2 separate regions of the Mus musculus genome follow, and region 1 is linked to region 2. Evidence: chromatin loops called from intact Hi-C (ENCODE). Cell type or tissue: heart. All regions are shown on one strand. Each heading gives the region's core, and the rest is flanking DNA. Links, peaks and the distances in the headings are about the cores only. Region 1 holds the start of Notch4 (notch 4). Region 2 holds the start of Ppt2 (palmitoyl-protein thioesterase 2).

Evidence for each region. A loop is a pair of places that touch in the nucleus more often than their neighbours do. Peaks named below come from ENCODE experiments on the same cell type or tissue, not always from the same donor. Only the 100,000 strongest peaks of a DNase experiment are listed, where the experiment ranks them.
Region 1: it touches region 2 in a loop (2.5-fold over the local background); 20 of 42 quality-filtered maps call a loop at or near these places.

Annotation. Positions count from the first base shown.
Region 1 is chr17:34,557,771-34,572,727 of GRCm38, forward strand. It overlaps Notch4 (notch 4), which reads left to right and starts at 6,525. Exons shown (of 30, transcript NM_010929.2): 1 at 6,525-6,739; 2 at 7,531-7,612; 3 at 7,703-7,998; 4 at 9,572-9,919; 5 at 10,394-10,516; 6 at 10,623-10,859; 7 at 10,947-11,102; 8 at 12,265-12,459; 9 at 13,967-14,080; 10 at 14,726-14,839; 11 at 14,908-14,957. The coding sequence starts at 6,676. In heart, for the core only: a CTCF peak has its summit at 6,619; DNase peaks (open chromatin) are centred at 5,781, 6,521 and 7,211; H3K4me3 peaks cover 1,537 bases; H3K27ac peaks cover 1,689 bases.
Region 2 is chr17:34,615,609-34,629,249 of GRCm38, forward strand. Ppt2 (palmitoyl-protein thioesterase 2) reads right to left here and starts at 11,827. Exons shown (of 9, transcript NM_001302396.1): 1 at 11,717-11,827; 2 at 11,197-11,387; 3 at 10,851-11,004; 4 at 10,228-10,323; 5 at 10,029-10,136; 6 at 7,423-7,506; 7 at 7,243-7,327; 8 at 2,056-2,110; 9 at 1,054-1,879. The coding sequence starts at 11,379. The coding sequence ends at 1,736. It overlaps Egfl8 (EGF-like domain 8), which reads right to left and starts at 363. Exons shown (of 9, transcript NM_152922.3): 1 at 299-363. In heart, for the core only: a CTCF peak has its summit at 11,215 (motif pointing right); DNase peaks (open chromatin) are centred at 11,253, 11,933 and 12,493; H3K4me3 peaks cover 2,594 bases; H3K27ac peaks cover 2,316 bases; H3K27me3 peaks cover 134 bases.

The sequences.
Region 1 (14,957 bases), core at 4,233-8,232, 63 kb before region 2:
CAGCCCCAGAACTCTCATCCCCTAGGGGCCATGTCTCAGCCTCCATGAGGCCAGAGCAGCAGGCACCTCACATGAGGTGTGGGTGATTCCCCTGTAAGGAATTGCGCTGAGACAGCTTAAAACCCTCTCTGAGTGGGGAAAAGGTCACCTAGGAACTTAGGTAGGGAATATGGCTCACTTCTGTTAATAAAAAGGGCCGATCCCAGTCATTACACAGACTGCGTTTCTCACTCCTGGCTTAGTAGAACAAGGTCCTGCATAACAGTCCCCCACCTCCGAGTTCCTTTGCACTAATACATCATTCCCCCAGAGATGAAGCCACCGGGCGTGGCTGAGGGAGGAACTCAGTGATGCCTACGCTTTTCCACTCACAGTCCATTTTACCCCCAAGACGTTTAGACTACTGAGATTGTAGAAGCATAGAAAATAGGTATATTTCACCCAAATCATTGTCTACAGATGTTATATTCTAACCACTGAGTCCCTCACCCCGTCACCCCTTAACTAGTCTCTTCTGATGCACAAGCCGGCAGCAGTCTAGAGAGAGGCATAACTTAGAATCCATGTGTACCAGGACAGGACACCGCAAGCCACATTTGTCCCAAGGAAAGAGATGGCATTCGACTGTTCCGTATAACAGCCACGAGCCAGCTGGTTCTGCTTAAATCCATTTAAATTGAAGAAAACTGAGGAGGAGGTGCAACTCAGTGGTAGAGCACTTCACTATGGGCAATGCCCTGAATTCTGTTCCCAGCACTGAAACAAAGGCTGAGGTAGACTGTGCCTCACAAGCGCATAGTCCTAGGTTCAAACCTTAGCACTGCATAAACCAGGAATGGTGTTACTAGGTGATAGCAGGACCAGGGATGCAGAAAAAAGGATCTGAAATACAGCATCATCCTAAGCTCCTCCATGAGTTCGAGGCCAGCCTGGGCTACATGAGCTCCTGTCTCAAAAATAAATCAAAGGGGCCTGGAGAGATGGCTCAGAGTGCTGGCTTCTCTTCCAGAGCATGTAGGTTCGATTCCCAACATGGCGATTCATAACCATCTATAGCTCCAATTTCAGGAGCTGTGACACCCTCTTCTGGCCTCGTCGGGTAGTAGTAGGTGCACAAACACCCAGGCAAACACCCAGACACATAAAATTAGATTTTAAAAAGGTAATGTTGAATTGAGTATATATAGGCTGGAAATGTGGCTCGGAAGGTTTGCCTTGGGCATAGAGTCTCGGGTTTGCTCCCCAGCTCCCCAGCACCTCACAGCCCAGGTTGTGTAACCCTGGAGTCCCAGTGACTGGGAGCCAGAGGCAGAAGGATTGGTGCGAGGTCATCCTCAGGTTAAGTGTGAGATGAGCTACAAGAGATCTTGCCTCAGATAAATTAAAATCCAAAACTCAGGGCCCTCAGTCTGCAGTCTCCGACAGAAAACATTTCCATTCCCTGGACAGAAAGATTCACTGGGCAGTGCGGGGAGACTGACCGGCTCCTGGGTCCTGCAGGAAAGGGTGCGGAAATGCCAGCTCCTGGGTCCTGCAGGAAAGGGTGCGGAAATGCCAGCTTTTGTCTGGCACCACTTCCTTTTCTGTTTACAATAAAATTGAATGGCCTTTTCTGAAGAGCCTCGATAATTTTTGATGCATTGAAAATACTTCTGTAGAATTCCTGGGACACAGGAGAAGCCATGGGAGTGGTCAGGGGACCTCGCCAAACTTGCTTTGCTGAGAAGTAAACCCCTTCTCAAGAAGGCCCGAAGTGGGAGGTGAGGCTTACAGTACCATGCTGGTGCTTGAGAGACAGAATGAGAGTCAGGGGGCCATGAGTTCAAGGTCAATGATCCACACTACACGGGGAATCTGAGGGCACCCTTGCCTCCAGGAGACTCTTTAGGGCTGGGGAGACGACTCTGGTTAAGAGAGCTTGATGCTCAATAATGAGGACTGGAGTTTGAATCCCAGCTGCCTGTGACTCCAACCCTAGGAGAGCCAACACCTTCTGAACCCCTCGGGTGCCCACACTCACTTGTGCACATACTTAGGTGCATATGCACACCCATAGACACTTACAAACAGGAAACAAGTCTTTAAAAAATGCAATGATCGAAATGTAAAACTCCATAGGTTGGCTTTAGAGCAGAATGGAAATTACAAAGGAAAAGGGACCATGAACCAAAAGGTAAGGCACAAATCAACTTGATTGGAAGAACAGAAAGAGAAACGGTCTGGAAATATGGGAGCCAACACAGCGTCATAAGGGAAGTAGAGAGCAAGGTGCTCCACACCTCACCGAGAGTGCAGCGGATACTGCCCTCCTGTGGGTATTTAATGGCGCAGGATGTGCTCAGCGCTAGGGGAGGTGTGGGCGGGGCGGGGTGGGGCGGGGCGGGGCGATGGCCCTGCTTATCACTAAAGCATCCAACGGTCAAGTTCAAAAGCAACTAGGCAGAAACTCTTGTTGGTACCAAGCAACGCATCTAAAATGGACCCCTCGGGCTGGTGAGATGGCTCAGTGGGTAAGAGCACCCGACTGCTCTTCCGAAGGTCCGAAGTTCAAATCCCAGCAACCACATGGTGGCTCACAACCACCCGTAATGAGATCTGATGCCCTCTTCTGGAGTGTCTGAAGACAGCTACAGTGTACTTACATATAATAAATAAATAATAAAAAAAAAAAAAAGAAAAAAAAAAGATTTATAAAAAAAAAAAAATAAAAAAAAATAAAATGGACCCCTCCCAATAGAACAAGCTTTGTTTGTGTGTTATGAGATTTTTATTTATATTATTTGGCGTCCGGGTGGGGATGTGTTCATGCGCACTGGAGAGGGTGCACCTGTAGAGGCCAGCAGAGGGTGTCTGATCCCCTGAAGTTGGTGTTCTAGGCAATTGTGAGCCACAGGATGCAGATGCTGAGAACCAAGCCCAGGTCCTCTGGACAAACATCTAGTGCTCTTAACCTCTGAGCCATCTCTCTGGTCCCAGAGCCGGGTTTTACAGTTTTATGTTTTCAATCATTCAGACCCCAATCCTTGGAGAAGTTGCTGACTGTGGTCAACCAGATGGCGACGATGATAGTTTAGATGGTTTAAAATAAAATAATAAGGAGAAGAACCAAAAAAGAAAAAAGAAAAAAAAGGGGTAAGGGATGGGAACACCGGAGGGGTTCTAGTTTGGATCAGGGTGGCAATGAAGGGCCTAGACTAAGGCAAACTTGGGCCGAGAAAGGTACTCATGGCAGGAAACACGCACAGGAACGCTGTCCTTCCTTATGTGGAAAGTTCCTACAGCTGAGGTGTGAATGAACGATTGACACAGTTATCCTTCTCCAGGGATATACAATGAAAGGAAAGCCCAAGTCTGAGGGGTAAGGCGGAAGGGGGGGGGGAGGGTTGGGGAGGGTTGTACCTCACTACACCCGCTACCTCGCTACCTCGTTACAGAGATCATGTTCCCCAGGCAACTGATCAGTGTCCATCTCGGAAGCTGGAAAGAGAAGGAAGCGCTCTGAGAGATGCCCACTTTGAGCCCTGGGAGATTACCGGGACCAGAGCAGCACAGGCAGCCTGAGCAGGTGCCTCGCCTCCGGCAGGATAAAGTGAGCAGTGCCCTGCGCAGCCACACACACAGCCCTTCCCCCACCCACCCCTGCTTCCCCTTCTGCATCACCACTTCCCTGTCTGCGTTACCATTTCTCCTTTCTCACAAGCTCCAGCCTCCCTTCTAAGTGATGTGAAGCTGTCTCTTCCCACTGAGCTTTGGTGGTTCCTCCAGAAACCAGGTGTCTCTTCCAGGTTTCACTTTGCTGCTCGGCCAACACCAGGTGCCCCAGATCTGCAAACCAGGCACAGGAAAGCAGGGACTGCTCACACAGGATATTCCCAGATCGCAGCTGCCTCAACTAGGGCCTGCTATGGGAAAATGACACATCTTGAGGACAATGGGCTGAAAGAACAGACAGGAAATGCACAAGAGACACGAAAACTGTCACACATGTGAAACAATGTTAACCCTAATTAACAAAATGGGGTGGGGTTGTCCGCAGTTTAATTAAAAAACAAAAAAAAAAACAAACCAAACCAAAACAAAAAAAAAAAAAAAAAAAAAAACACTATTCTGAGATGAAGTCTTCCCAGGCTGGCCTTAGATTCCAGTCCTCCTGCCTTAACCAGCACAACTGCAATTTTGAAGCAACAAAGAGACATTGTGGCAAGAAGTCGAATGAAGAGCAAGAACTGGAGATCTGGCAACAGTAAGACATACGCAGACATTACTCACTGGAATAGAAAGTCCTGCACTGTCTGCTGGAGGATGCTGCCAAGGCTTAATGACCAAGTTTTCATTCCATGGTCATCTGTAGGCTCATGAGTTTACTCCCAGTTAGCCTAAGAAAGCAGGCAACCACACAGATGTGTAAGCTCTAGTTCCTGCAAAACAGTTGATCCTGTTGAAAACGGACGCCCTCTCTGACAAGTCTCAATAGGAAACTAGTTGAAGTGACCTAGGGCTTATATGGTAGAGCCCTAGGCAAGCGGTTAAGAGTGATGGGGGGGGGGGGGTGCAGTTAGCTCTGTAGTGGGGCACATGCTTATCACATATGAGGCCCTAGGTTTGATACCAAACATCCCCCCAAAACACCTCAAACATCAGACAGTCTCAAAGTTTAGAGCCATCTGTAAAACCAAATAGCTGACTAAATTCCCAATATAAGGCTAAATATGATTATATATTATAATATATATTATATGATTATATATAATATAGTATATATATATTATATAATAGTATATATGTATACACACACATATATATGAATATATATATATTCATATGTGTGTGTGTGTGTGTGTGTGTGTGTGTGTGTGTGTGTAGTGGCTCAGTGAACCAGGACTGGCCCAGGGTGCATGAAGCTCAGGGTTTGATTTCCAATGCAGTGTAAACAAAGGGGACATCGGTGCACAGCAGTAATCCTAGCAATTAGGAGATGGAAGCAGGAGCATCAGGAGTTCAAGGTCATCCTCACCAACACAGCAAGTTCAAGGCCAGCCTGGTGGGGGTGGGGGCACACTGTCAGTGTTCCTAGCAGGCAGATCCTACTGCAGGCAGCTTCCAGGACTGCTCGAGGCTGAGCAACCTGCTCCTGCAGACAGCTCCTCCACCCTGGGCCGTACCTAGAGCTTGCAGAGCTCCAAGAATGGCTGACTCCAAAGCTGTGCTGGGTCCTCAGGGAGAGTGAGCCCTGGGCATTATAGCACACACTGTAATCCCAGCACTTAGGAGACTGGGGCAGGATGCTCGTGAGTTTGAGGCTAGCCTCCACTACCTGGTGAGTTCCAGGCCAGCCTGGGCTACAGAATGAGACCTTGTCCAAAGTTGAGGTTTTTTTGTTTTTTTTGTGTTTTTGTTTTTTATTTGGTTGGTTGGTTGGGTTTGTTTGTTTGCTTGCTTGCTTTTAATAAAGATAAAAGGAGGTAGCATGAACTTTTGGGGGTAATGAATTCCCTTTATGGTTGTCTTTTTTTATAGATGACTTAAATTTTATGTCTTGACTAACATCTTGACTGTACCCCAGCATCCTTTGTGGAGGAGAGAGGTAGAGGTGGATGAAATAGAGTGTCCCTTTGTTATTGGTAATGACAATATTTTACATTCCTCTCTGAAGGAAGGCCAAGCCTCCAGACTCGTGGTAAAGTATCAGTGTAGAACACGGGAAGCCTGGGTTCCGTCTCCACTCGGAGGAGGGCCCAGCGTCCTGTCCACTCCCCAGGAAAAAGCCAGGCATGGAGTCATGTGCCTGTAACCTCAGCACCCAGGTGGCAGCTGCAGAAGGATCCCACAGGTTCCAGGCCAGCCAGGACGATTCGCACAGCCAGGATGTTGCGCACAGTGAGATCTTGTCTCAAAATACCTTTTTAAAAAACTAACACCCCGGGCTGGTGAGATGGCTCAGTGGGTAAGAGCACCCGACTGCTCTTCCGAAGGTCAAGCCACCACATGGTGGCTCACAACCATCCGTAACAAGATCTGATTCTCTCTTCTGGAGTGTCTGAGGACAGCTACAGTGTACTTACATATAATAAATAAATAAATAAATAAATAAATCTTTAAAAAAAAAAAAAAAAACTAACACCCCCAGAAAGAGCCAAGGAAAGGTCTAAAGATCCCCTGGGTTTGCCAAAGTGACCGGTTTCAGTTCAAGACACGTTGCTGCTCCTTTGAAAAGAGGGTGTGTCACACCAGAAACTGAGAATCCTCCCCTTGTCCCAACACCTCTGTCTAAGACCTGCCCTTCCTGGGTCACAGTAGCATTCCCTTGCCACTCCCAGTCCTGTGAAAAGGAAGCCGTATTGACCATTAAAATGACAGGAACTCCCCCATTTGGCTGACCCCCCACCCTGGGCCCTAAGAGCAAACCAGCTCCCCTCCCGGCCAGCCACGCCCCTCTCTTACTCTCCCTTGTCTTCCTTCACACACACACCAACCTCTCGCTCCCCCCACCCCCCATCAGTAGGGTGTCCAGGACATTGTGTGACTCAGGAAACAGCTCAGACTGAGGCGTGCAGCAGGCTCAGGAGGAAGAAGGGCGGTAGAGGCAGAGGAGGTGGCCTTGCCTGGCCACAAGGGCTCTGAGGGTCCCTGCCTGAAGAGGGAGAGGAGATCCGGGCCAGGGGCAGGCGCTCTGGAATGCAGCCCCAGTTGCTGCTGCTGCTGCTCTTGCCACTCAATTTCCCTGTCATCCTGACCAGAGGTGAGGGGGTGGGGGCATATCTCTCTTGGGGAGATGCTTGGTGAGGTCAGGGAAGAAAGCCAAGTCCCAGGCTCTGAAAGGACACTGGAGGGAGGAGATTCTGTCCCCTCTAATGGGGACAACCTGCAGGGAGGGCTGACTGACTCCGGGGCTACAGGAGACCCAGGTTTGTGCCTGGTGCTAGGGGTGGTGCCTGCTGTTGGGTGGGAAGGAGGGTGTCCATGCCCAGGGAGAAGCCAGCTGGTTCTGAAGTAAGAGGAACAGACAGACAAACAGGAGAAAAAATGGACTGCCTGATATGGGGAAGAGAGGAGTGAGAAGCAAGAGATGGAGACAGAGAAGAGCCCACCGGCTCCCTTTCTGTCCAGATGTCCCCAACCCCAGTGGCTCATTGCTGGCCTTTCCTGAAGGAAATCCCTTAGGTGTCTCAGCCATTCACATCCCAGGAGCGCTCTTGGCTCCCTCCTAAGCCCTGTTGCCCTGCTTCCGGGGGATGGAGCTGGGCTGAACTTGGGAGACTGGAGAATAAACAGGAAAGGGGTGGGAAGAATAACAAGCTATGAATGGAAGGCCTGGGACAAGGCTGGGACAAGGGGACCCTGTGGAGACTGGGACTGGGGTGTGAAGGAGAGAGAGAGAATGATAGAGCACCATGCACCTGGGTAACATGGGGTGGGGGAGTGCTGAGCTGCTGGTCAGTGGCCTGTAAGGAGGACCTGGTGGAGGAAGGGCAAGCCATCTGGAGACCCTTGGACCCTGGGCTCCATCTCATCTTCCAGTCTCTTCTCCAGAGCTTCTGTGTGGAGGATCCCCAGAGCCCTGTGCCAACGGAGGCACCTGCCTGAGGCTATCTCGGGGACAAGGGATCTGCCAGTGAGTGTGCATCATAGGAGCGGGACCTGGGGAGACAGGACGGGGAGGAGGAGGGGGAATCACTGGCCTGAAATGTCCCTCTACCCCTAGGTGTGCCCCTGGATTTCTGGGTGAGACTTGCCAGTTTCCTGACCCCTGCAGGGATACCCAACTCTGCAAGAATGGTGGCAGCTGCCAAGCCCTGCTCCCCACACCCCCAAGCTCCCGTAGTCCTACTTCTCCACTGACCCCTCACTTCTCCTGCACCTGCCCCTCTGGCTTCACCGGTGATCGATGCCAAACCCATCTGGAAGAGCTCTGTCCACCTTCTTTCTGTTCCAACGGGGGTCACTGCTATGTTCAGGCCTCAGGCCGCCCACAGTGCTCCTGCGAGCCTGGGTGGACAGGTAAGTACAATCAGGAGGAGCCTGTAAGTCATTCTTGTTGCTGTGACTCAACTCCCCACAATGGCAGTAGCTGCCTGAAGGAAGGAAGGCTTTATCCAGGCTCAAGGTCTGAGGGTTCAGCATCCTGGTAGGGAAGTCCTGGTAGAGGTGACAGCCTAATATTGAACAGAAACCCAAAGCTGCCAGATCATACAAGATTTACAGTCAAGAGCAGAGAGAACGGCAACACCCTTGCTTGCTTGGTCTCATCTAGCGTTCTCCTGCCATGCATAGTTTGAGACCCTCACCTAGGGAATGATGCCACGCATAGGGAATGGTGCTGCCCACAGTGGGCTGAGCCCTTCTGCATCAATTATCAGTCTAGAGGATCCCAAAGACAAGCCCACAGGGCAACCTGACCTAGGCAATTCCTCAACTGAGGCTTTCTTCTCCGGTGATCTGGGTTGTGGCAAATTGGTAGACACAACTAACTAGCACACAGACGTAGATAAGTGCTGGTACACGGCTTGCTTGCTTTTTATGCAAGTCCGGAACAGCAATACGGGAATAGTGCTGCCCACATTCAGAGTAGCTTTCCCCACTTCAATTTTCCCAATCTGTAAACTCCCTCAAAGACATACCTTCTGGCCACTGCAGGTGTTGGGCACACATGTGGTGCACAGACATACAGACATATGCAAAACACTCGTAAACATGTAAAAAAAATCTGTAAAATGGAAAAAAGTAAAGAACGGGACAGTCGGGCCAGCAAGACTGCTCCGTAGGTAGCACCTGCTTCCAACCCTGGCAACCTGAGTTCAATTGTGGGATCCACACAATACCATGGAAGGAGAGAAACAAAAGAGTAGAAAGCAGGGCTGGAGGTGGTAGCTGAGCTGGCAGAGTGTTAGCCCAGCATGCATGGATGCCAGCATTTGATGCAATGGTGCATTATTCAGCTGCAGAGGCTGGAACACACGCCCATACTCAAGAAGTAGATGCAGGAGGATCAGCAGCTCAAAGTCAGGCTGGGCGGTGTAGTAAATCCCAGCATTCAGGAGGCAGAGGCAGGAGCATCTCTGTGAGTTAGAGAGTAGTGTTGTCTACAGAGCAAGATCCAGAACAGCCAGGGCTATGTAGAGAGACCCTGCGTCAAAAAAGGAGAAAGAGGAGAAGTTTGAAGTCATCTTTAGATAATGCTGATATTAGATCTTGACTTAAAGAAAACCAAAATGTGAACAATAATAGCAACAACAACAAGAAATTCACTCAGAGAGGCAAAGTGACCCAGCAGGGTACCACTGCAGGGAACCCTTGTCCCAAGCAATTTGTAAAACTCCCACTGTTAGCTACATGTGCTTTCCAAAGTAGAGGGTGTGAGCAATCCACACACAAGCCTCCTACCTAATGTACAGCAGAACAAAGACAGGCCAGGGAGCACCAGGGTAAATGGGCTTGAGAAAACAGGTGGGAGACGGGGAACGCAGGCAGGGCTCCTGCACACAGACCGCTGAGCACACTTCAACGCATAAAATAGACAGGGCAGTGCCTGAAACCGCCCCCTCCCCCACTCCAACCCTGTGCCCTGCTGCAGGTGAGCAATGCCAGCTCCGAGACTTCTGCTCAGCCAACCCCTGTGCCAACGGAGGCGTGTGCCTGGCCACATACCCCCAGATCCAGTGCCGCTGTCCACCTGGGTTCGAGGGTCACACCTGTGAACGCGACATCAACGAGTGCTTCCTGGAGCCGGGACCCTGCCCTCAGGGCACCTCCTGCCATAACACCTTGGGTTCCTACCAGTGTCTCTGCCCTGTGGGGCAGGAAGGTCCCCAGTGCAAGCTCAGGAAGGGAGCCTGCCCTCCTGGAAGCTGTCTCAATGGGGGCACCTGCCAGCTGGTCCCAGAGGGACACTCCACCTTTCATCTCTGCCTCTGTCCCCCAGGTAAAGCTTCCTGAGGCTCTGCTGCAACCCTGCCCCCTCAGGCTCGGTTTGTTTCTGCTAAGGTTGAAATAAATCATATTATAGCTATAGGTTGGGCTGAAATAATAAGCCAGGTGTGTCTTTGAGTGACAATATGTATTTGTAGAGAAAATGAGCCACTTATTAACAGGACTGACAATAAAATAATAGCTATTGTTACTTCGTAGGAAGTTGTTTGGGCTTGTAGTGCACCAAACAGTGAATATTTTGAGTTGGAGGCTCATCCTGATCATAAGATGGAATATGCTGATGCCTTGATATTGCTAAGATAAATAAAATTCCTAAATTTAAATTAATTAGAGGGTGGGGGTATTGGTAGTGGAATTTATAGACTTAGAGCTAATGTAAGTGAAAGAGTTGGTGCAATAATAAATAACGATATTGAGGTTGTTAAACGGCGTACAGGCTCTATGGCTGATTCCATGATCCTGACAGGTTTCACGGGGCTGGACTGTGAGATGAACCCAGATGACTGTGTCAGGCACCAGTGTCAGAACGGGGCCACCTGTCTGGATGGGCTGGACACCTACACCTGCCTCTGCCCCAAGACATGGAAGGGTGAGTTGTTCAGAGCAAATTCGTGGCGGCAGCAGTGCCTGCTCCTGGTCTCCCTCCCCACCAGGCTCCCAATGCCAGCCCTTGTCCCCTCTCCATGCCTCTACAGGCTGGGACTGCTCTGAAGATATAGATGAATGTGAAGCCCGGGGTCCCCCTCGCTGCAGGAACGGTGGCACCTGCCAGAACACAGCTGGCAGCTTTCACTGTGTGTGCGTGAGTGGCTGGGGAGGCGCAGGCTGTGAGGAGAACCTGGATGACTGTGCAGCTGCCACCTGTGCCCCGGGATCCACCTGCATCGACCGTGTGGGCTCCTTCTCCTGCCTCTGCCCACCTGGACGCACAGGTACAGATGGAGGGCATGGTGGAGAGGCATGGAGGGCAAGAGAGAGCCCCAAGGGGCCGCTACAGCCTTGCCCTCGGTCTCCCACAGGCCTCCTGTGCCACCTGGAAGACATGTGTTTGAGTCAGCCGTGCCACGTGAATGCCCAGTGCAGCACCAACCCTCTGACAGGCTCCACCCTCTGCATATGCCAGCCTGGCTACTCAGGATCCACCTGTCACCAAGATCTGGATGAGTGCCAAATGGGTAAGGGTCCCCGCAGAGCCCCTGAGGCCAGCCAAGCCCTCCATTACCAAGAGAGGACAGGCAGGGCAGTTGGTTTATCAAATTGAAAAACTAAACCAGCTGGGCAGTAGTGGCGCATGCCTTTAATCCCAGCACTTAGAAGGCAGAGGCAGGCAGATTTCTGAGTTCGAGGCCAGCCTGGTCTACAAAGTGTGTTCCAGGACAGCCAGGGCTATACAGAGAAACCCTGTCTCGAAAAACCAAAACAAAAAACAAAAAAACCTAAACCAGGCATGGTGGCACATGTAATCCCAGAACCCAAAGCAGGAGAAAGTTTCAACTACATATTGTGTTCTGGGACTTCCAGAGGTTCACAAGTCCCTGGTGGGGCTGCACAGAGAGGTCCATGGTTAAAGCAGTAGCCATCAGGGAGGGAGGACTCAAGTTCAAACCCCTAGGTCCCACATTAGTACCAAGTGGGCATGAGGGCCCCTCTGTAATTCCAGCTTCAGAAGGCAAAGACAAGGGGTGCTCAGAACAAGCTGACTGGACAGAGTAGCTACACCCACCACCTCTGTGTCTGATGTAGAGACCCCTGCTTCTGTGAGTAGGGGCAGCGGGGAGTGGCTGAAGGGAATTCCCAACATTAGCCTTGGACTTTCACATTTACACACCTGTGTGCTTACCCACACGTGCGTGTGCCCACACACATGCATATCGCACACACACAAAGTGGTGTGTGTGTGTGTGTGTGTGTGTGTGTATAACAAAACAACAAAACAGCTTCACATTTTCTCTGCATGAGTCTGGGTTTGGCTCAGCTCTTCTTCCCAGCACTGAACTCTCCAGAGTTCATTGCCCAGTCATCCTCCACTATATGTAAGTACACTGTAGCTGTCTTCAGACCCTCCAGAAGAGGGAGTCAGATCTCATTACGGATGGTTGTGAGCCACCATGTGGTTGCTGGGATTTGAACTTCAGACCTTCGGAAGAGCAGTCGGGTGCTCTTACCCACTGAGCCATCTCACCAGCCCCATCCTCCACTATAAATACACAGTCCCCTTCCCAGTTCTCTCATCTCCACATACAAGTGTCCTCCCCACACACACCTTCCCTGTCAGTCTAGCCTCCCTGTCCTCTCCACCCCAGCCCCCATGGACTCCCAAATCTTCTCTCCTCCCAGCCCAGCAAGGACCCAGTCCCTGCGAACATGGCGGCTCCTGCATCAACACCCCTGGCTCCTTCAACTGCCTCTGCCTGCCTGGTTACACGGGCTCCCGCTGTGAAGCTGACCACAATGAGTGCCTGTCACAGCCCTGCCACCCAGGCAGCACCTGCCTGGACCTGCTTGCAACCTTCCACTGCCTCTGCCCACCAGGTAGAGCTGGGTGGGACTGTGGGTGGGTGAGACAGAGAACTAACTTTGAACCCAAGGGGAATTGCCTAGCCAGAGTGACTGGCATCAGGCTATCCAGCAAGCATCTTTCTCTCCCCACACCCAGCTAAAACTGGGGAACCCACCACCCCTAGAAGGACAAGCTGCCCTGCAGTGAGAGTGTGCACCTTGAAGTTCAGGGATACGGTGCTCCACCCACTTCATGATCATCACAGAGTGTGCGTCCTGGTCCACCGTACACAGTGGATCAGCCAAAGAGGACAGAAAGGCAGTTAGTACATGTGCCAGCCCAGAATTCACACACACACACATACACACACACACACACACACACACACACACACACACACATACACATACACACACTTAATCGCACACTCTCCCATGTAGAGATGAAGTGCAGAGCATTGAAATACCACATGGGCGGTGCACCTGGAATTGGTGCAGTAGCAGAGGGATGCTGGAAGGCTCCCAACACCATGCCCACCATGACCGTCTTATCAGAGAAGGAATCCCCATCTCATAATTAAGAAACTGGACACAAAGAGGGGGAGTGACTTACCCAAGGTCACGCCTCCAGTGAGGAGCAGAGTCCAGCCTCCACCCGGGCTTCAGCAGTGCTGACCTCCCCACCCCACTCCCTACTGGATGCCAGGCATCACCCATGCATCGTGGCTCAGGCCATGCATAGACATGCACAGAGACGTGGGAAAATTGTTCGGTCATCCAAGGGACAAGTTACATGAATCGAGGGTGTCGAGGCAGATCCCCAGGAAAGGGGGGTGGGGCAGGGAGGTGAGGAGGCTGACCATGAGGTCATGGAGACCAAGATAAACCTAAGGGTGGAAAATGGGAGCCACTCTTCTGTCCTAATGCCTTTCTTCAAATCCTCCTCCTCCACACCATCACTACTGCTATAACCATCAAAACCATTATGGCCACAACCACCATAACCAACAGCATCCCCATCTCCATAACTACCACCACTTTCACCACCACCATCACAACCATCACAACCACCATCACTACCATCACCACCAGCAGGAGCACCACCATCTTACCACCATCATCACCACCACCAGCAGCACCACCATCTCCACCACCATCGCTCCCACCCACGGTACAGAGGCCTAGATAGTACATGAGGGCTGAATCACCCTCCAGGCAGATGTCCATTTCCCATCTGTACTTCAAGAATCTCCAGGCTGGGCAGCCCATGGGCAAGCCCCACCCTCTTAGGTACACAGAAAGGACTTCAAAGGCACTTCCTCTCAGCCCCCTGCAGGTCCCCTGCTCCCGGAGCCTTAAGCCTGGGGGAGACAGATGTGTCCACCCCACACACACACACACACACTCAGTGCTCATCAAGACAGCACAAGCAGGGGGGATGGGGGGTTCTGCAAGTCCAAGGCTTCAGAGCCTAGGTGCCCCAGGCAGAAAGCCCACTGGCCCTGGCTGAGGCCATCTCTCACCCCATCTGTGTCCTCAGGCTTGGAAGGGAGGCTCTGTGAGGTGGAGGTCAATGAGTGCACCTCTAATCCCTGCCTGAACCAAGCTGCCTGCCATGACCTGCTCAACGGCTTCCAGTGCCTCTGCCTTCCTGGTGGGTGAAGATTCTGGCCAAGACAACCTCAGTCCCCTGGGAACCTAGAGACCATCCCCCTGCCCCCAAAGCAGCTTGTGTTTCTCCTCCTCCTTTTTAGCTCCCCCAACTCTTCCACCCATTCCCAAGCCTTCCCTTGCTTACACCCCAGCCTCACTTCTGTCTATGAAAAAGTGAGTACTCTATCTGCAAGTACACCTGCGCGCCAGAAGAGGGCGCCAGATCCCATCGTAGATGGCTGTGAGCCACCATGTGGTTGCTGGGAATTGAACTCAGGACCTCTAGGAGAGCAGCCAGTGCCCTTAACTGCTGAGCCATCTCTCCAGCCCAGGGACAGATTCTTTCTGTATCAATGCTGGGGACAGGAGGCAGGGTCTCACACATGCTGGGTAATCACTCTGCCTCTTAGCCATACTCCCGGCCCAGGCTCCATCCCTACTTCTTACACAGGAAGAAATGAGAGCTGGAAGGGAAACTGGGTAGCTTGCCCACAGCCCAGCAGCCTAGTCGCCAGCAGGGTCTGAGCTCCACTCTCTCCCGTGTTGCCCAAACGCCTAGAGTCTCCTCAGAAGACCCACCTTTGTTCACCCTGTGCCTCTCTGCACGTCCTTGAGCACCCTCCCTTCCCATCCCCTCCCCCACCAGGATTCACCGGCGCCCGATGTGAGAAAGACATGGACGAGTGTAGCAGCACCCCCTGTGCCAATGGGGGGCGCTGCCGAGACCAGCCTGGAGCCTTCTACTGCGAGTGTCTCCCAGGTAACTGAGGCTCGGTCGCTAGGGGAGGGGACCATCTGTGCGATTCCTAACCCACCCCTCTGCCACAGGCTTTGAAGGGCCACACTGTGAGAAAGAAGTGGACGAATGTCTGAGTGAC
Region 2 (13,641 bases), core at 9,173-13,172:
TACCGACACCCCTCACTCAGAAGCCCTCCCCCTCCCTCGTCCCCACTGGAAGGTGAAGTGATGTGGGTTCTTCCCACCACTGACTTCCTCTCCCTACCTACCCACTTCTCCTCTTCCTACCTGTTTCCCTGTCCAGGAGGCTGCAGCAGCAACAGCCCCAGCAGCCGCAGCTTACACTGGTGGGTGGGCCTCTCTGGCTGAGAAGATGCAGAGGGGCTGGACCACACAGCAGTCTCCCTCCCACTAGCTCCTCAGACCCAGGCTGGTTGGCTCAGTAGACAGGCCCTGCCTTCCTCACCTTCTTCTCTTCAGCCAAGTGTTGCTCCAGCAGGACCTACACAATTTCGGAGGTCCCTGAATTATGGACCCCAAATCAGAAGTTCCCGGCTCTAATAGCAACCAGTACCCCACCCCCTTTCAGCCTAAGAGACTGTGGGATAATGTGAGGGCAGGGAGAGAGGGCGGGAGACAAAGCAAGAGCAGGTCATGGCCAAGTAGGCCAGATCGGCTGAGGAAAGAAAGCGGCCGTCACAGAAGGGCAGGGGCAGCCCAAGGCACCAAGGGAAAAACTGTCTCCATCTCTTGATGGCATTTGTTGGGGGCTGAGGGGCACCACCCCCAAGCCAGAACAGACAGGGCCCTATTGTCTCAGTCTAAATTCCTCCTCCCAGGCAAAGGGAGATTCACTGTACAGCCCCTCACCCGGTCCTGGCCTCCAAAGGTCAAGGGGGATGACACATGCCCACTCTGACCCTCAGCCCCCTTGTCTAGTCTGGGGGTGGCATGTCAATTCCACCCATGAGGCCGAGGCCCAAACTGGCAGAGCCTGGGGCTTAGCCCCCTAACCCTAGGCTGGGACAGGAAGAGAATTGTCTTCAGCAGGAAAGAACCCGCAGAGTCAGGAACCCACACAGAATGGGCATTGAGAGGAAGGAAACACCAAGGGGGTCCCCACCCCAGACCAAGCATCCGGGCATCCAGGCCCCAGGCTCTCTATTCCCACCCTCCTGGGGGAGCCCAGTTCCCCTTCACCTGGGAATAAGCCAAGCCACGCTGAGGAAATGGATCTTTTATTTCTATAAATACAGGGACCACCCACTCAAGGGTAGTTAAAAGAGGGGCTGGGGCCTCAAAGAACCTAGGCTCCCAGGGGATACCCCAACACTGATCATAGGGACTGGGGGATCCCCAAACCTGAGATGGGCCTTGCAGGCCACAGATATTCCCCAACACTGACACTTCAAAAGTGGAATTGTCCCCATAGGGGAGCCTCAGAACACCCCCTCTTATGGGTGCCCCTCTTGGTGGGGAGGCTAGCCACAGGGAAGTTGAGAAAAGAGGGAAACGGGGATAACAGAAGCTAAAAATGTCCTGAGTGGCCTGGAAGAAGACCCCTGAGGTGGGCAGGGGCTGGGTTCTCCTCCGATACAGCCAGACCCGGAGAAGCAACAGCAGCGGTGAAGCCACAGTTAAAAACCTGGCACTTGCTTCCCAACCTCAGCCGTGGCAGAAAGGGAGAGCGTGGAGGCGTCCCCAAGTGAGGACATGAGGTAGGGGACCAGGACTTGTCATTCACAGAGGAGCAGGGGGGGAGGGGGGAGGGGAGCCCTGGTGGGGGTCGGGCAGTGTGGGAATGACAAGATGGTTGCAGGCATGCCAGAGCCTGGCATCTGCTTCCCAAGGCCACCGCTTGATCTCTGGGCTGGGGAATTCCTGGAGACCACTGAGGACATCTTCAGGAGAGCCACGGCTCAATGCAAGTATCGTAGAGCGTACGGTTAGAGTGCCACGTGGTGTGAGAGATGCCAGCCATGGGACACCTCACTATGGCCCCCCGGGCCAGGAGAGTCTTCAACCCAAAAGAATCTCGAAGATACACCTTCGAGGTGGGCCGAGGGCCATGGAAACATGGAAGAAAGAGAGACAGGAGTGAGACGCTGCTCATGTCCAGACCAACCTCTCCCTCCCTCATGAAGCAGGAGTCAGAGGCAGAAGGAGCCCCAGAGTGAAGTGGAGACAAAGGGAGGGGGAAGGCAAGTCTTTGGAGGGGCTTACCGGCTGCTCCTCCATCTCCAGAACTGTCTCATTGGCATCATAGAAACCAAAGAAGCTGCAAAGACATGTATGTGCATAGAGGTTATCAGGAGAACCAAGGAAAATTCATGTGCATTAGTGCCCCCACAGAGACTCATGGCCCCGGGAGACAGGCAGCCTAGAGCACACTCAAAGGCTAAGAAGTTAGGGGGCATCTGCGGTAGTACACGCCTTTAATCCCAGCACTTGGGAAGCAGAGGTCGAGGGCAGCCTGGTATAAAAAGTGAGTCCTGCGGCCAGGGTTCTGTTACACAAAGAAACCCTGCCTCGAAAAACCAAAATAAATAAATAAATAAATAAATAAATAAATAAAAAAGATAGAATTTAAGATCTAGAGAACTGGTTCAGAACAGCATAGCCAGCCTGTTACACAAAGAAACCCTGCCTCGAAAAACCAAAATAAATAAATAAATAAATAAATAAATAAATAAATAAATAATAAAGATAGAATTTAAGATCTAGAGAACTGGTTCAGAACAGCATAGCCAGCCACTCCTCCAGGGGAGTTGGGCTCAATCCCAGCACTCAACATGGCGTCTCCCAACCCTTTGTAGCCCCAGTTGCAGGACATCTATGCCATCTCATGGCCTCCCTGAATATAGGCATGCGCATGATACACACACAAGCAAACCAGTCATACACATAAAATTTTAAATAAAATAATTGCCTGGTCGTGGTGTTGCACACCTTTAATCCCAGCACTCGGGAGGCGGAGAAGCAGGTGGATCTCTGAGTTCCAGGCCAGCCTGGTCTACAGAGTGAGTTCCAGGACAGCCAGGGCTACACAGAGAGAGATCCTGTTCCAAATAAATACTTTTTTAAAAAGCAAACACCTTAAGTTTGGGAGCGGGAGAGACAGGTAAGAGCAGCAGGTAAGAGCAATGGCCGCTCTCCCTAGGATGCTTTATCTGCACGCACACAAATCCACATATGCACACACGCCTACACATGACCCAGAATAAAAATCCTTAAAAAAGAAATTCAAGAACCAAGTATGGTGGCTTCTGTCTATAACCTCAGCACTGGGGAGGCAGAAGCAGGTGGATCTCAGTAAGTTCAAGGCCAGCCTGGTCTACATAACGAGAGACCATATTTCAATAAAAGGCCCGGAGACTGTGGGAGTGAGAAGAAAGCAGGCTAGGAGTGAGTCCTGGCCAGGGAAGCAAGCCCTAGCCAAACAGGGCGACAAGGTGATACAGCAGGAACAGAAGAGCTGGGTTAGCAGGTGTGGGGAGTGGGAGTGCGGGACTCCAGCTCTGGCTATAAAACTCTGGGCTCAGCGGTTAAGAGCACTGGCTGCTCTTCCAGAGGTCCTGAGTTCCATTCCCAGCAACCACATGGCGGCTCACAATCATGTGTAATGAGATCAGATGCCCTCTCTTCTGTCGTGCAGGTGACATGCAGATAGAGCACTCATAAAATAACTAAATCTTAAAGCTAATGCCCATCATCCTGTGTAAAAGTGCTCCCCCTCGTGGAGGGGAAGGGAAACGCTATGGACAGTCTGCTCTTACCAATTGCTAATGCAAGCGTAGGCAAGCCTGAGAGTCCCTGTCCCATGGGTCCTGATAAGGCCAGTGACTACCGCCCCCAAGTGAGCTAGGTAAGGGAGGGGCTAGTGAGATGGCTCAGCACCTAGTGCTCTTTCAGAGGATGCAAATTCCATTCCCATACCCACAAAGGTGGTGGGGGATGGGAGTAGTGCTCACAGCTGCAGGTAACTCCAGCTCCAGGGGATCTGACACCTTCTTCTGGCTCAGCAGGTGAAGGTGCCTGTTGCCAAACCTGACAAACTAAGTTCAACCCTACAGACCCACATAGTGGAAGGAAACAAGCCAGCCTCTGATTCTCCACGTATGTTCATATAGACATATGTACATGAGCATACTCAAAGTATATCAATATATGTAAACTGAAAACTAATAAATCCTAAAAGGGAGAGGCTTGCAACAGACCATATGCTATTTAACCATGAGCTATTACAACCATGGCGGTTTTTTTTTTTTACACATGAAATGCCATTGTGTATGTAAAAGCCACCCTTACTCTTGCACTGTTTTTATTTGGGAAGGTTGTCACTCCTTCTTCAATCCTCCTAACATCTTCCAATCCCACCTAGAATATTTTATTTGTTGTTGAGACAGAGTCTCACTTTGCAGTCCTGGCTGTCTTAGAACTCATTATGTAGACCAGGCTGACTTTGCACTCCACGATCCACCTCCTAGTGCTGAGATTAAACAAGTGTGCCACCATGGCCAGCCCAGTCTATTTTTATTTATTTATCTTTTTTTATTTTATGTGTATGGGTATTTTGCCTTCATATATGTATGTGCACCACAAGCATTAAGTGTCTCTGTGAGGCGCCATGTGGTTGCTGGGAACCAATCCTGGGTCGTCTACAAGAGCAGCCAGTGCTCTTAACCACTGAGCACCTCTTCAGCTTCTGTATTTGTTAAAAAGCAAGCACACTGGCTGTCAGGAGTTGGAGGAGGGGAATGTTTAAGGAGTGTGAAACTTCAGTTTAGTGGACAATGTTTTCCAGAGGGATAAAGGTTAACTTACACAAGTGTTAATGAAGCTAATGCCACAAAACTAAACCTTTAAAAACCATAATTTCTAAGGTTGGGTATGCAGTTGGGCTGGCAGAGTGACTGCCAAGCATGCACTGGGTTCTGGGTCCTATGCCCAGCATTATATAAACTTGACATGGTAATAAATATCTACATCTGTAGCTGTACAACAAACTTGAAGCCATCCTGGATTACATGCTACTCTGTCTCACAAAAGCTAAAAAAAATAAAAATTATAACTTCTGCCTACCTATCTACTACAATTCTGTCTATCTGTCCTTCTCTCCTCCTAGTGCTAAAATCAAATCCAGGAGCCACGTGTGGTAGCACAGGCCTTTAATCTTTCAAGAGGCAGAAGGATTTCCGTGAGTTCAAAGCTAGCCTTGTCTACAGAGCTACTTCCAGGCTAGGCAGAGAAAACCCTTTTTCCCAAAACAAGCAAGCAACAATTACAACAAAAATTGAGCCCGGGACTTCAGCGTGCTGACCAAATACACCCTCTCAGCTCATTATTGTTTTGAGTAGAGTCTAATTGGTAGCCCAGGCTGGCCACCGTCAGAAATATCCTTCTGCCTCTGCCTCAAAGGTCCTGGGATTACAGTTGAGCAGACTATGCTCAGCTACAGTTTGTCACAATAAAAAACAGCTCGAGGGCCTGACGGCTGCTGCCTCTTACTGCCTTCCCCAATCCTCACAGGGATGGCCTCCCATGGCATGTGCCTTCCCTTACTTCCTCAGGCCTGCTCAGATGGCAGCTCCTTCAAGGACACTTCCCTCCCCACAGACTCCACCAGACCTGTTCTTTCACCGCACCTGCCACCAGTATTTCTGATCTACTGTCTTTAGGGACGTTCTTTATTGCTGTTTCCCCAGAGCCCAGAACGGCACCTGGGCACACACGGCACTCAATAAATATTTGCTTGAGTAAATGTCAGGCTCCCAGATCAACTCATGACGACACACCAGAGACAGGTGTGCAGTGCTGCGGAGCCATCAGCTTTCCTGCGGAATGAGATAAGATGGCGGACCCTCATTCTTACACTGTAGTGACATCAGAGTCCTGACTTTGGTCTTCTGGAGATTTTTGTTTGGTGTTTTTTTTGTGTGTGTTTGTTTTTTGGTTTTTTGTTTTTGTTTTTGTTTTCCGAGACAGGGTTTCTCTGTGTAGTCCTGGCTGTCCTGGTACTCACTCTGTAGACCAGGCTGGCCTTGAACTCAGAAATCTGCCTGCCTCTGCTTCCAGAGTGCTGGGATTAAAGGCATGCGCCACCACGCCCGGCTGGTTGGTTTTTTTTGTTTGTTTTTTTTTGAGACAGGGCTTCTTTGTGCTGCCCTGGAATTTACTATATAGACCATGCTGGCTTTGAACTCAGAGATCTACTTGCCTCTGCCTCCTGAGTGCTGGGATTAAAGGTGTGTGCTACCTCACCCGGCAGTCTGACTTTGATACAATGTTCTAGTTACCTACGATATGGCCTCTAGGAAAATCTCCAGAACAAGCACAGTACCATGATAAACCATCTCTCAACCCTCCTAAGAATCCGTGATCACTTCAAAATTATGTATGTATAAATATGTAGTTTGGGCTGGCGAGATGGCTCAGCAGTTAAGAGCACTGACTGCTCTTCTGAAGGTTCTGAGTTCAAAGCCCAGCAACCACATGGTGGCTCAGAACCACCAGTAATGAGATCTGATGCTCTCTTCTGGGGTGTCTAAAGACAGTTACAGTGTACTTACATATAATGAATAAATCTTAAAAAAAAAAAAAAAAAGTGGTTTTTGAGGTTGGGTCTTATGTAGCCCAGGCTGGCCTCATTGTCACTAGGTAGTCCAAAGATGACCTTGAGTTTCTGACCCTCCTCTTACCTCCTGGCATGTGGCCCCTGTGACTGAATGTGGGGCCTCAGGCATGATAAGCATGCTACCAGCTGAGACACACCTCCAGCTGCCAAAATTTTTGGCAAACTTTTTATACCAGTTTGCTTGCTTGCTTGCTTGCTTGACTGCATTGGTATTTTGTTCTGTTTTGTTTTGACAGTCTCACTATGTAGCCTGAAACAGAGATCCACCTGCCGCTGCCCCAAGTGCTAGGATTAACTATTGCTGGCATTAAATATATCTGTTTTGCGGGGGGCGGGGGGTATTGGGGGACTTTCAGGATAGTATTTGAAATGTAAACGAAGAAAATACCTAATAAAAAATTGGAAAAAAATATCCGTGTGTGTTTTAGTGAAGCGATCTCATTGTCTTGCCCACACCCATACTGAACTCCTGGGCTCAAGTGATCTTGCCTCAGACTCTAATTTCTAATTTCAAGTATGCAGAATACTTGCCTAGCATGTGAAAGTCCCTGGGTCTGATCCCCAGCCCTGCCAAGTAAGAGTGGGTGTGGTTAATAATGCCAGTCATTTGGGACACAAAGACAAGAGGTCCACCCATCAAGCCAGAGTTATGCACTGGGACCCTGTCTGTCTCTAAAAGAACATCTGCTCTAGGGGCCCCTAATAGGCCAGGTTTGGGAGATCAAGATTAGTGGGGGTTAGAGAGCCAGTCTTCAGCCTCTATGATCCCACATTACCTAGATTGCCAGGGAGTGATAACGCCATCATCAGGACCCCCAATCAGCACCAGACGGCCCACGCGAAGGAAGTTCTTCCGCCATGCTGTAGAGACAGGGGAGAGATGAGTCAGCCATAGGCGTCAGGCCAGGTTTAGGGAGGAAGAGAAGAGGGGACACAGGTGGAAGTGGCGGTCTTACCAGTGGCATTGGGATGGTCTCTTTCCCCATTGATGAGGGCCAGAAAGCTGCTGGCATTGAGGTACAAGTCATCGTGGTGAGGATCTGAGTAAAAAACAACAGTTAGCAGGAGTTGGGAAGGAACGGGTCAAGAGCCTGCCCGGTGCGCCCGAGGCCCTGAGTTTGGACCTCAAGTATCACAGGAACCAGGAGGCATGATGACGCACACCTGTAATCCTAGCACTCAGGACGTTAAGTCAGGAGAATCACAGTTCATAGTCATCCTCGGCTACATAGAGTTCAAGGGGGCTGGCTGTTCTCCCAGGACTCAGCACACAATGGTCTGATGCCATCTTCTGGTGTGCAGGTGTATATGCAGACAAAATACTCACATACACAAAATACATAAATAATCTAATAGTGAAGCTAGGCATCCAGCCACACCACAGAAGAATAAAAATAACTTCAACGTAATGGAAGGCAGTTCTGAGGTTTGTTTTGTTTTGTTTTTTTGAGACGGGGTCTATTTAGTCCTGGCGGTCCTGGAACTCCTATGTAATTCAGGACAGCCCATGTGGCTTCTAACACAGAGATCACCATGCCTCTGCCTCTCAAGTGCTGGGATTAAATGCATGGACCACTCTGAGCGGGCTGGAAGGCACTTTCTGGTACCCTGTATGGGCCAGTGGTTAAGGCTGCGTGTTACTCTCATTGATTTAATGCTTACAACCACTTCCCGAGGCGCATGCTTTATTATTCTATAGGAGGAGACTGGTTCCCAGAAAGCTAAGTAAGGTACCCAAGGTTACCCAACAAAATCAGGCTAATGTGGCCCCAGCATCTACATTATACTATAACACACTGTATTATCCTAGAGGTTGGCCAAATCCTGCCTGTAATTTGTTTCTGTAAATGAGTGGGGTGGCCACTCATACTCATTTATAGGGCCCATGGTCCACAGTGCAGCAGCTGAACTGGGACCCACAGTGGTGGAAAGAGAATAGACTCTCCATATTTTAGACATGAGCATACACACACACACACACACACACACACTCACATACACACACACTCACACATACACACACATCCTCACACACACCCTCATACACATACACACACACATACACACACACATATACACTCACACTCATGCACAAAGAGAGACTGCCAGTAAAGATAAGCTGCCACACCAACCCCAGTAGAATCTGTGTGACAAGTTCCACAGAGTGAGGCAAAAACTTCAAAAGGAGGCCTCCTTGAACCTGTTGTGGAACTCTAGGCTGGAACAAAATATCTGTTTTGTTTTCTCTTATTTCTTTTCTTATTTACATGTTCCTGGAAATCTAGGCCAAGATCTTAAGCGAGAGTAATGGGTAGGAAACCATCCCTTGAGATGGGGACACTAACATGACCTTATCCCCAGGGAAACCAATGCTTTACTTTACAAATCATTTATAAAGTTATATAACAGCATCATGACAGATAAAAACTTTCCTAACGGGCTGGTGAGATGGCTCAGTGGGTAAGAGCACCCGATTGCTCTTCCGAAGGTCCGGAGTTCAAATCCCAGCAACCACATGGTGGCTCACAACCATCTGTAACAAGATCTGATGCCCTCTTCTGGAGTGTCTGAAGACAGCTACAGTGTACTTACATATAATAAATAAATAAATCTTTAAAAAAAAAAAAAAAAACTTTCCTAACAGTAAAATTGCATATCGCTGCATGTGTGTCATCGGAGGTGGGCTTTCGTATATGGTAAAGAAAGCCGCCGGGCAGGCATGGTGCACACCTTTAATCCCAGCACTCAGGAGGCAGAGGCAGGTGGATTTCTGAGTTCGAGGCCAGCCTGGTCTATAGAGTGAGTTCCAGGACAGCCAGGACTACACAGAGAAACCCTGTCTCGAAAAACCAAAAAAAAAAAAAAAAAAGACAGGGTCACTCTGTAGACCAGGCTGGCCTTGAACTCAGAAATCTGCCTGCCTCTGCCTCCCAAGTGCTGGGATTAAAGGCGTGCACCACCATGCACGGCTTGAGAAACCCTGTCTTAAAAAACCAAAAACCAAACAAACAAACAAAAAAATCAGGCATTAGATGTTAAATAATTGACTATAAAGATTTATTAACCTGCTCTTGGAAATATGCCACTAGCCTTGGGTGGATGCCCCTCTGAATACATCCTTTCAGAGTTGTTACGCTTGGATGATTTCTATTAATCATCACATGTTCTGTTTGTGAGTCAGTGAATATATTTTTTCAGAGTTCTAATATTTGTTCTTTTAATGTATAAGATCCCCTGCTTGAGAGCTGCAAAACACTCAGATTCAAACTGCCTCTGTGTTTGTTTCTGTTTGTCACTACCAAATCCTTACCCACCTAGGCTTCGAGGACCCTCATTTCAGGGACCCCCTATACCAGACTGGGGTGGTCCATGGCAATAAGCCATTTTTTTTTAAATTTTTGCATCAGACTACACTCTTTGAGGCAACTGGCTGGTTTGCACACCACATTCTGAACAGTGTCTATTTTATAAGTGTTAAATGGAAGCGATTGCTTTGGTTATGTCAGATTGGGAGCAACAGGCCTCATCCTCCGTAGCACCCCGACCACGGAGGCCCACTCACCGTGCCAGTAGTTGCAAATGGAAAATTCCTGGCCCCAAGGACTATAGCAGACCCGATAGAGGTTAGACCGCATGGACGTGGGGAAGAGCCATTTCAAATAGTCCGTGTCTGAAAGAGAACCGCCATGCCAAGGGCCATCAAATCTCTGTGCCCCGAACACACTATACTGCCTTCTATGGCACCCACAGTGCCCACTCACCTCCATACTGGCCCATCTGTGGGGAGGAGAGGGAGATGAAAGAGTCCACATTGTGGTTATCCATGACAGACAGCAAAGCACGGCACACCAGGCCCCCTGGAAGCAGAGCACCAGTGTTGGAAATGGTCTTTTAGGTTGATTGATTTATTTCATGTATATGAGTGCACTGTCCCTGTCTTCAGACACACACACCAGAAGAGGGCATCAGATCTCATTACAGATGGTTGTGAGCCACCACATGGTTGCTGGGAATTGAACTCTGGACCTCTGGAAGAGCAGTCAGTGAGTGCTCTTAACCGCTGAGCCATCTCTCCAGCTCCGAAAGGGTCTTAAGAATAGCCACTGGAGTGATCCTTACTTCCTGTCTCTCAGAATCCCAGGCCTCCGATACACTCCATTCCAGCACGGGTCACAGGTCACATGATGGAGCCATGGTGCGAGTTTAGGCCTCTGACCAACTGAAATGCTTTTAGCTGCTCTGTAATTCCTTAAATCTAAGAACCATGGCCAATGAGCACAGAAGGAACCCTCCCTCCCACTCAGGACACAAACGCCAGAAAGTAGGCCTTAGATAAGGGTCAAGCTCAGACGGGGGTTGGGAGTTAAGAGTGTGCGTTGCTTACCCTGGGAGTAGCAGATGAGGTGCACTCCTTCAGGGGCCTTTTCCATGATGGGGACCACAGCCTCTCGGAACCCTTGTACCTGTTCCCACAGGGGCCGCAAACTCTCTCTGCCATCGAAGAGATCAAGCACTGTCACCACAGTCCCGGTGTGTGTCTGTGGGAAAGGGGCAATGCGGCACTAGGTTGGACAAAGTGTATTCACTGTGCTTGCAGGAACCCCCATCCCTCAGCTCTCCCCGTGCGGGGAGCAGTACCCTGAAAACTAGCCTAGAGGGGCTGGCTGTCTTTCATCTGCCCACGCTTCCTCCCCCAGCCACTTTATATCCATTCAGTATCCCCCACAGACCTCATTGATATAGTCCAGCAGGTGGCGGAAGCTGTATGAACTGTCAAAGAGCCCGTGCACCACGATCACGGGCTTGTAGGACCCGCGGTGGGCTGCGGGGGCTGCGGGCATCAGCAGCGGCAGGAACGGCAGGAGAAGCAAAGCCCAAGCCGAAGGAAGCCTCTGCCTCCATAGCCCCGGCATGCTCCCACCTGAGAAGGAACGAGAGGCCGTGAGGGAGACGACGCCTCTCCACTCCCAACAGACTCACAGCAAGCAACTCTCCGGCCTCCGCTCCTACTCCTGGTCCGTATGAGGGAAGGCTACTTTTAACTTACTCCATCCAGATGGCTCGGCACAAACACCTACCACCTCCATGCACCAATGCTCACCCTAAGTCCCGCCCCCAACTTGGCGCCCAAGGGACTTTGTCCCAAGGCCCAGGATCTCCCTTAAGCATCACCTCGGCCATTCACTACTCTGGGATCTGCAAAGGCCGGGGAACAGCGGCCCAGGACACACGGAGAGTGGAAACTCCCACCTGGTCTGTGTCTGGAGGCTTCGTTCCGCCAGCTGTTTACTTGTACCTAGTCTGTAATCCACCGGATACGGGGATAGGGGGACAAGGAGAGCGCGCAGTGGGATGACGGACGGGGCGCGGGGGGGGGGGGGGGGGTGCTGCTCGGGGTCGCGCAAAGCCGTCACGTCCGGGACTTTCCCTGGCAACAGGGCGAGCGTCCCCTGCAACGCGGACAGCGGACCGGAGGGGCAATGGAACATTCCATTGCACCCAAAGAACTGGGGAGGAAATAGACAGAGCGATCCATTTAGCCGGATGGGGAGAGGCAACAGCAGAAAAAGATAATACTGGGTTTCTAAAGAAGGCATTCCTAGGCTTCAGCTGCATCCAGCCACCCAGGGGTGCAACTTCCCCTCCTTAATGCGGCCCACTTTCCAATCCAGGCTGTCTGGCTTCGTAGCAGAGCCCAAGAAAACGTGCGAGGGGGGAGGTTAGGACTGACGAAAGGCGACTCCCGCTTCTATCGCTGGACGCCAGGCTTGTGTTAGGCCAGAGTGCCAGGCCGATCACAGCTGAAGAGCCCCTCTTCCCACTCCTGCCTGCCCTCCCGCTCCGGATCAGCGCCTTACAACTCTTCACTTTGAAGTGCGTGTTGTGCCCTTGTCTCCGGAGACGCCGAGAGTCCTCCAGGCCCCTCAAGTGAAGTGCAGCCTGACCCAGTTTCTCTGGCCCTACTTTTATCTCCGCATTCACGACCCACCCTCCCGGACCCACCTTATATGGGCGTGGGGCCCCGTGGGCTTCAAGGACTCACCACAGGATTTCCACCAGTCTTTCAATCCTGAGCGACCCCGACAAACTGCTCCTCAGATCCCTGCGGGCTGCTGGCGACACAAACCCTGCCAGTGCAGGCAGACTTCCTCCCCGCTGCGGGCGCTGGCACCACTCGGCCTACCCGTGACCCCTACGGCGCGCCGGAGTGCCAGGGAATAGCCTTTATCCGTCAGTGCTTTTACTTAGCAATTAAATAAGTTTGCAGGGTTTCTGAGCTTCAAGGCCTGTACTCAGGGACTTTGTTTAATCTGAACTTAATAAAACCAGAAGCGTGTATTGAAGATGGTGTGGGAGGGATGGGTCCAAGGTTCCCTCTGATCCATGCACGGTTGAAAAACCAGAACCACCGGTATGAGGCCGTGGGTAAAAATTTCTCAGACCTGGAACGGGCTCAAGCCAGGGCTTTGGAGACTGCTCTCCAGGACGCCACCAGAGGGGCTTTGTCCTAGAGCAACTGTCTCTGGAGAGAGTTGGAAAATCCTAAAGGGGTGTTTCTGATTCTCCTGCTAGGTTTCTGCAAAAAAGGCTCAACTGGTGTAACCTCTGTAGAGGGCCTATCCTTACCCCACCTCCCCACCCACGCCCTTACAAGACACAAAAAGCAAATAAAAAGAGTGGAAGTCACCGCTGTGTCTTGGGTTGACTCCGGGGGTGGATCTGCGTCTTGGGGCAGGAGGAGGGGGGAGAGAGGGAGTGCTTTAAGGAGAGGTTGTGACTGCTGACTGGACCAAGAACTCTTCAGCCCCCAACAAGCACGCTTTTCCAAACCTGCCTGTCACAAACAAGCAATTAGAGCTTGCTTCCCTCTGATGAAGCATTTCAGCTTCTTATAACCCTAGAGAAAGAAGGTACCTGTGTACCCCCACAGGCGCTTTCTTTTTCTCCTTTTCTTTAGCCACAGTCAGCATCTTACCTCTATTGTCAGGCTGTATATGGGGGAGGGGGGGTCTGAACCTCTTGGTTCCACTCTTTGTACAGTTCTGTCTCACACCTGGAGAAACCTAGAACTATCTTGCAGGATGTTCTGAGGGAAACTGAGGGAGCAACCCCATGGATGAGCAGGGACTGCTTGAACGGGGTCTGGAGATAAGTGTGGTAAATCCATTGAGCTG